2 separate regions of the Homo sapiens genome follow, and region 2 is linked to region 1. A link is a contact called in ENCODE Hi-C or POLR2A ChIA-PET data. All regions are on one chromosome and are shown on one strand. Each heading gives the region's core, a stretch centred on a gene start or an enhancer-like site at or near the end of the contact. The rest is flanking DNA. Distances are from core to core; before and after follow the strand shown.

Region 1 (2,556 bases), core at 24-2,523:
GCATTGCCTCCGCCCAGCTCCCTCCAGGCTGTACTGCATGGAACTCCAGGGTTGTGTGGTGCACTGAGGCACGGAGCATTTTTCCAGGGTCAATTGAAGAAGGAACTCTAAGAAAGATGTTTCTGCATCGTGTGCCAAATTGTTACTGAGATGGTTCCTGCTGTTTGTCCATTGATTAATGAGGATCCACAGAATAAATTCCTCAGCATTCCAAGCCAGGGGGAAAACACTGGTCTGTCCCAAGCTCTTACATAATACAGAAGCAGCTTTGATTCTATTTCTCTTTGGGCCTTGGCTGCCAGGAGGCTCAAAGGCATCCTGACCCTTCCCTTAGGTTTTGACATAATTAGTCTCTTCAACTATTATTTGAGCTCCCCACTGACCCACAGGCCACCTCGACAGCCTTTCATTAGTAATCATCACAGTTAGCACTTATTGGGGACATGCTGTGTGCCAGGCACCATGCTGGACACATGTCATGTACCCTCTCACTTGTCCTTATAATGGTGCCACAAGGTAGGGGCTTTGTTATTCCCATTCTACAGATCACAAAACTGAGCTCTGGGAAGGTGCAATCACTGAGTCAAGCCCATTCTCACAGTGAATACACTTAATTTGTGCTGTGTGTGTTCACCTGCCCACTGCTGCCTCCTCACTCTAGAATGTGAGTCCTGGAAGTCAGGGACCCAACTGTGCCCTTGTGGCCTAGAAGCACACAGACGCCTGACAATACTATGATGAATAACTGGTGGTGAATCAGGATTGAAATAAGGGCCTATCTGCCTGAAAACCCATGCCCTTAACGCTCGTGTCTTTTTGGTCTGCAGGGTTTGGTAAACCTAACGCTAAACTTAACCTTCAGTGTAACCCTAACCCTGATAACCAAACCTATGCTAACCTCTAGCATAATCCCAAATGAATTAATTAATAAGCCATGAAATGCTCCCTGCCTGACCCTGTCCTTGGCTCTGTGGGGCAAGGGCTCTGAACACAGAGGCTTGGGCCATTTAGGGAGAGGAGATGCAGGAGCTCAGGTGACAGCATAGATGGACTCAATGAAGATGGTGGGAGCACATGGAGTCGGCAGCAGGGAGAGGGCAGCGGAGACGGAAGGCTGAGTTTCCCTCCTGGGAGGCCTGGCCAGACCTGAGTAGGGCAGACCAGGCCAAGCGGAGCTGGAGCAGCGGTCACAGAACAGGAACGCTGAGCCGACCCCCACTCCCAGGAGCGGCTACTCTGGCCTGCGAGGGCCAGCCCAGCGGGTGGGGAGGCGATGCCCTGCCCAGCTTCCTGCCCCATTCCAAGCTGGCCAGGAGCCCCACAGCCAGCACAGGAAATAACAGGGGCCCCCAGAGGCCGCCCAGGCAGGCCCTGCTCCGAGGCCACCCGGGGAGGGAAGGAGGCCATTGTCGGCCTTTGTTTCAGTTTCCCCAGCATTACCCAGGCTCCAAGAGGCCACTGGGAGCTCACAAAGCTTCCCCCCAACCTGCAGCTGTCCAGCCTCCCCCAGCCCCGACCCTGGGGACAGGCCTGCCAGGCCCCTGGTCTCTTAAAGAGGCAGGTGCAGGGTGTAAAATGAAGTCACATGCAAGTTGGGGGTTGCGGGGCGGCCCATGCAGGCCACAGCAGGCCAGGCAGGCGAACAGACAGATGCACCAAGACTGGGGTCTAGGTCCACACCAGGGTCAGCCCAGCACTGGGCCCAAGTGCAGGGGTGCAAATCTTTGGATGGAAAGAATGTCTAGGGCCCTGAGGGTACGACAAAGAAATGGAAGAAAGAAAACAGAGCAAGGAGACAATCTGGACATCTTGAACACCCCGCCTGGGCACTGTTCCTGATCCTTCAAGGGAGACAGCCCAGAAACAGGCTTTTTCTGCTCATTTGCATGCCTGGGTGTGGATGAGTGAATGCTGCATATGTGTGTATGCCTCTGTATGTGCATGCATTTGTAAGTGTGTGCACATGCGCACTATGGGTATGTTGGCAGTGTGAACACACTCCTGTATGCACGTATGGGTGTGCATCTGTGTTATGCATGTGTGTGCATACCTGTGTCTGCAGGCATCTGTGTGGGTGTGCATTATGCATATGCATGCACTTGGCTGTGCGTACATATGTGTGTAGTATGGAGGAACATGTATGTGAAGGCCCATATATGTGAATGTGTGTATTGTGTGGAGTATGCATATGCCAATGTGCACATACGTGTGTGTTTACATGTGCATGGGTGGTACATGTGCATTGTGTGCAAATGTGTACCTACATGTGTGTGAATGTCCATGTGCATTGTGTGGAGTACATTTGCACTGAGTGAGAGTATGAGCATATATATGTATGAATGTGTGCATGCATCCTTGTGTTGGTGTGCATGTAATATGTGTATGTTGTGTGTGCACATGCATGCACACACAATGACTTGTGAATTTACACATCACCACCAAAGAGCACTCACAGGTTTTTGCCCATTAGCAATCACTCATTCCCACACTGACCCTGGTGGCTTCTCACTAGTGGTGTGTCGCTGCAATGACATTAGGGATTACAGCACATTCTAG
Region 2 (2,556 bases), core at 34-2,533, 80 kb after region 1:
GGTGTGTGTATCTATATATCTGCAGCTCCCCACAAACGCGCGCACCCCGGGGAGCCAGCACAGAAAGCCGGCCTGGGTGTCGAGGGTGCCGGTGCCCGGGGTCAGATCCAGGGTGCCGGTGCCCGGGGTCAGATCCGGGGCGCCCTCCGCGGAGGGGCGCGCACCGCGGCCGCTGAGCTCCCCTGAGGACCTGCGTCCCGCCGGCGCCGTGCAGACAATGAACTCCTGGCGGAGGCTCCCTGCCCGGTGGGCCTCGGTGGAGGAGGCAGGAAGTGCAGGGGCCCGGGCCGGGAGAAGGCCTGGGCAGGGGCGGGAGGGGGCGCCAGGCGGCCGGGGCGAGGGCGCGGCGCCCGGGGCGCTCGCCGACAGCGCCCGCCGCTCCCCGCGTCCTCGGGCGACCAGGCAGGGGCCAGAGAGAGCCAGCGAGGCCCGGGGCCAGCGAGGAGCGGTCGGCCTGCCGGGCGCCCGTCCTCGCCGCCTCTTCCTTCCTCCTGTCGCCCGCCCGCCGCCGCCGAGATTCGCAATCCCCGCCAAGTCGGGCCAGCACCCCTTGATTGGCCACACGGGCCCGGGCCCCGCACGGAGGGAGCGGCAAGGGCCCCTTAGCGGCGCCCCCAGGCCTGGGTCCCCCAAGGGCGACGGCGCCGAGTCCGGGCAGGGAGGGTGTCCGCGGCGTACCCCCTCCGCCGCCGCCGCCGCCGCCGCCGCCTCCGCCTCCTGCTCCCGGCTTCCTCCTCCCCCTCCTCCGCCTCCGCCTCCGCCTCCGCCTCCTCTGCCGCCTCCTCCTCCTCCTCTCGGCTCGCTCGCGCGGGTCCCCGGCAGCCAGCCCGCTCGCCGGTCCCTCCTCCCTCGCTCCCTCCCTCCTCGCTCGCTCGCTCGCGCCTCCGCCGGGCCTCGCTCGCTCACCTTTCACCGAGCGCGGCTTCGCCTGCTTCCGCCTGGACATGTCCGGGGCTCCGGGCGCTCCGTCGCCCTCCGCAGCCGGCTCCCCCCGCCGCCCCCCGCCGCTCCGGGCAGCCCTTCTCCCCCTTCTCCTCCGCCTGTCTCTTGGAAACTTTTTTTTTTGCAGCCCGGTTGGCGGCTGTGGGGAGCGGACCGCAGGTCCGGGGCGGCCTCCCTTGGGGGGGCAGCCCGGGCCGGCCGAGGCCGCTCGAAGGCGGGGGGAGGCCCGGGGGGCGCGCCGGGGCCCTGCCTGTTGCAATGCGGCAGTCCGGGGCTCCCGATCCAAGCGGCGGTCCCAGCGGCGCGGGGAGTCCGGAGGCCACTCGGCCGAGCCGAGTTATGCAAAAAAAAAAAAAAAAAAAAAAAAAAAAAAGCCGCCCCCCTCCTCCTCCCAACCCCCCGCCGGCCCCCGGCCCCTGCGGCCCCCTCCTTCCCTCCCCCACCCTACCGCCACCCTCACCCTCCTCCTCCTTCTCCTCCTCCTCCGCCCCTTGCCGGATTTTTGTGCAAAGTTTGCAGGCGTCCGGCCACGCAGCCCGGTGCGGAGCTCACAATGAACCCATCTGAGGAGGGGGAACGGGGCTGGAGTCGAGGGTATCTCAAGGGGGGAGGAGACCGGGAGGCGGTCGGGAGCGCGGAAGCTCAGTACCCCCCAGGAAAAAAAAAAAAAAGAAGCCTTCGAATTATCCCCTGCCGCACAAAAAAAAATAATAAATATTAATGGCTCAAAAATGCCCAAGCGCCTGGTTTGGAGATTATGATGGATGGGGGGCGGGGGTCCCTCAACTCAGCCTACTTGGAGGGGAGGCTCGAAACGGCCGCAGTGGCTCGGAAGCCGCGGCTCGGGGCCCCTGGCTCACGCCCCCTTCTCTGGCTCTCGGATCGGCCCGGCGCCGGCCCCCCGGAGGAGGAAGGGGCGCGCGGGGGCGCTCAGGCGGCGGCCGGCAGGCGCGCCCGTGCCCCGGGCATCGCTCAGCCCGTGCGCCGGGCCGCCGCTGCCTGCCCTCGGGCTGCGGTGCTCAGCGCGAGGCGCGCAGCCGATCCCCAGGCCGGTGCCAAGTCGCCGGCCCCGCTAGCTGCCTCCATGGGCCAGGGGCTCGGAGAGGGGGGAGGCGGCGGCCGCGGTGGCGGAAGAGGAGGACGAGCAGGCGGCGGCGGCGGCGGCCGGGCTCCCGTCCTCCTGGGCAGCGGCGGCGGCGGCTGCGCCCCGGCTCCTCCGCGCTCCAGCCGGCGCCGGCCCGCCCGCCAGCCTCCCTCGCGCTCCTGTCTTCTTTGTGGTCGCTGGCTCTCCTCCTCCCGATCCGGCTGCTGGGGCTGCACTGCAGAGACACATAATAAAGCCAGGCTTGGCTGGAAATGTAGCCGGGTCCCAGCAGGAGGATGTGAGGAGCGGAGTCCCGGCGGGGGAGCGCTCTGATCCCGTGGGGCGCCCCGCACTGCTCCGGCTCGGATCAGACGGAGAGAGGGCCAACAGCACCGAGCGATGGACAGCGCTGGAAATACAGCTCCGGCCGCCCGCAAAACCCGGACCGTGGTGGCGGCGGCGGCGGCGGCGGCAGGCACGGCGCGGGCGCGGGCACCGCACCAGCACGCGGGGCCGGGGCTCGGGCGCTG

The links. Hi-C counts contacts between places; a loop is a spot of excess contacts on that map. ChIA-PET counts read pairs that join two places held with the same protein, here RNA polymerase II (POLR2A). Pooled maps may share reads with other maps.
Region 2: a loop to region 1 is called in a map of heart left ventricle, with 9 times the contacts of the local background. The contact joins the promoter of ZNF423 here to the enhancer-like site in region 1. A Hi-C loop is called at or near these places in 17 of 168 maps with a recorded cell type or tissue (Right ventricle myocardium inferior, aorta, ascending aorta and 7 more) and 17 of 50 pooled maps. POLR2A ChIA-PET finds 5 or more read pairs at or near these places in 2 of 52 experiments (WTC11 and activated naive CD4-positive, alpha-beta T cell).

The regions. Positions count from the first base shown.
Region 1 is chr16:49,775,055-49,777,610 of GRCh38, forward strand. All of the region lies in intron 2 of ZNF423 (zinc finger protein 423), which reads right to left. Among named protein-coding and RNA genes, the nearest start is that of ZNF423, 80 kb to the right of the region's middle. RefSeq lists an enhancer at 982-1,493. Within about 2 kb of position 1,274, at least 8 of the 41 ENCODE cell types and tissues checked have a DNase peak (open chromatin) inside an H3K27ac peak, as active enhancers do; they include heart left ventricle, heart right ventricle and left ventricle myocardium inferior, where a contact is called at or near this core.
Region 2 is chr16:49,854,829-49,857,384 of GRCh38, forward strand. It overlaps ZNF423 (zinc finger protein 423), which reads right to left and starts at 1,284. Exons shown (of 8, transcript NM_001379286.1): 1 at 907-1,284. The coding sequence starts at 946. RefSeq lists a silencer at 528-787.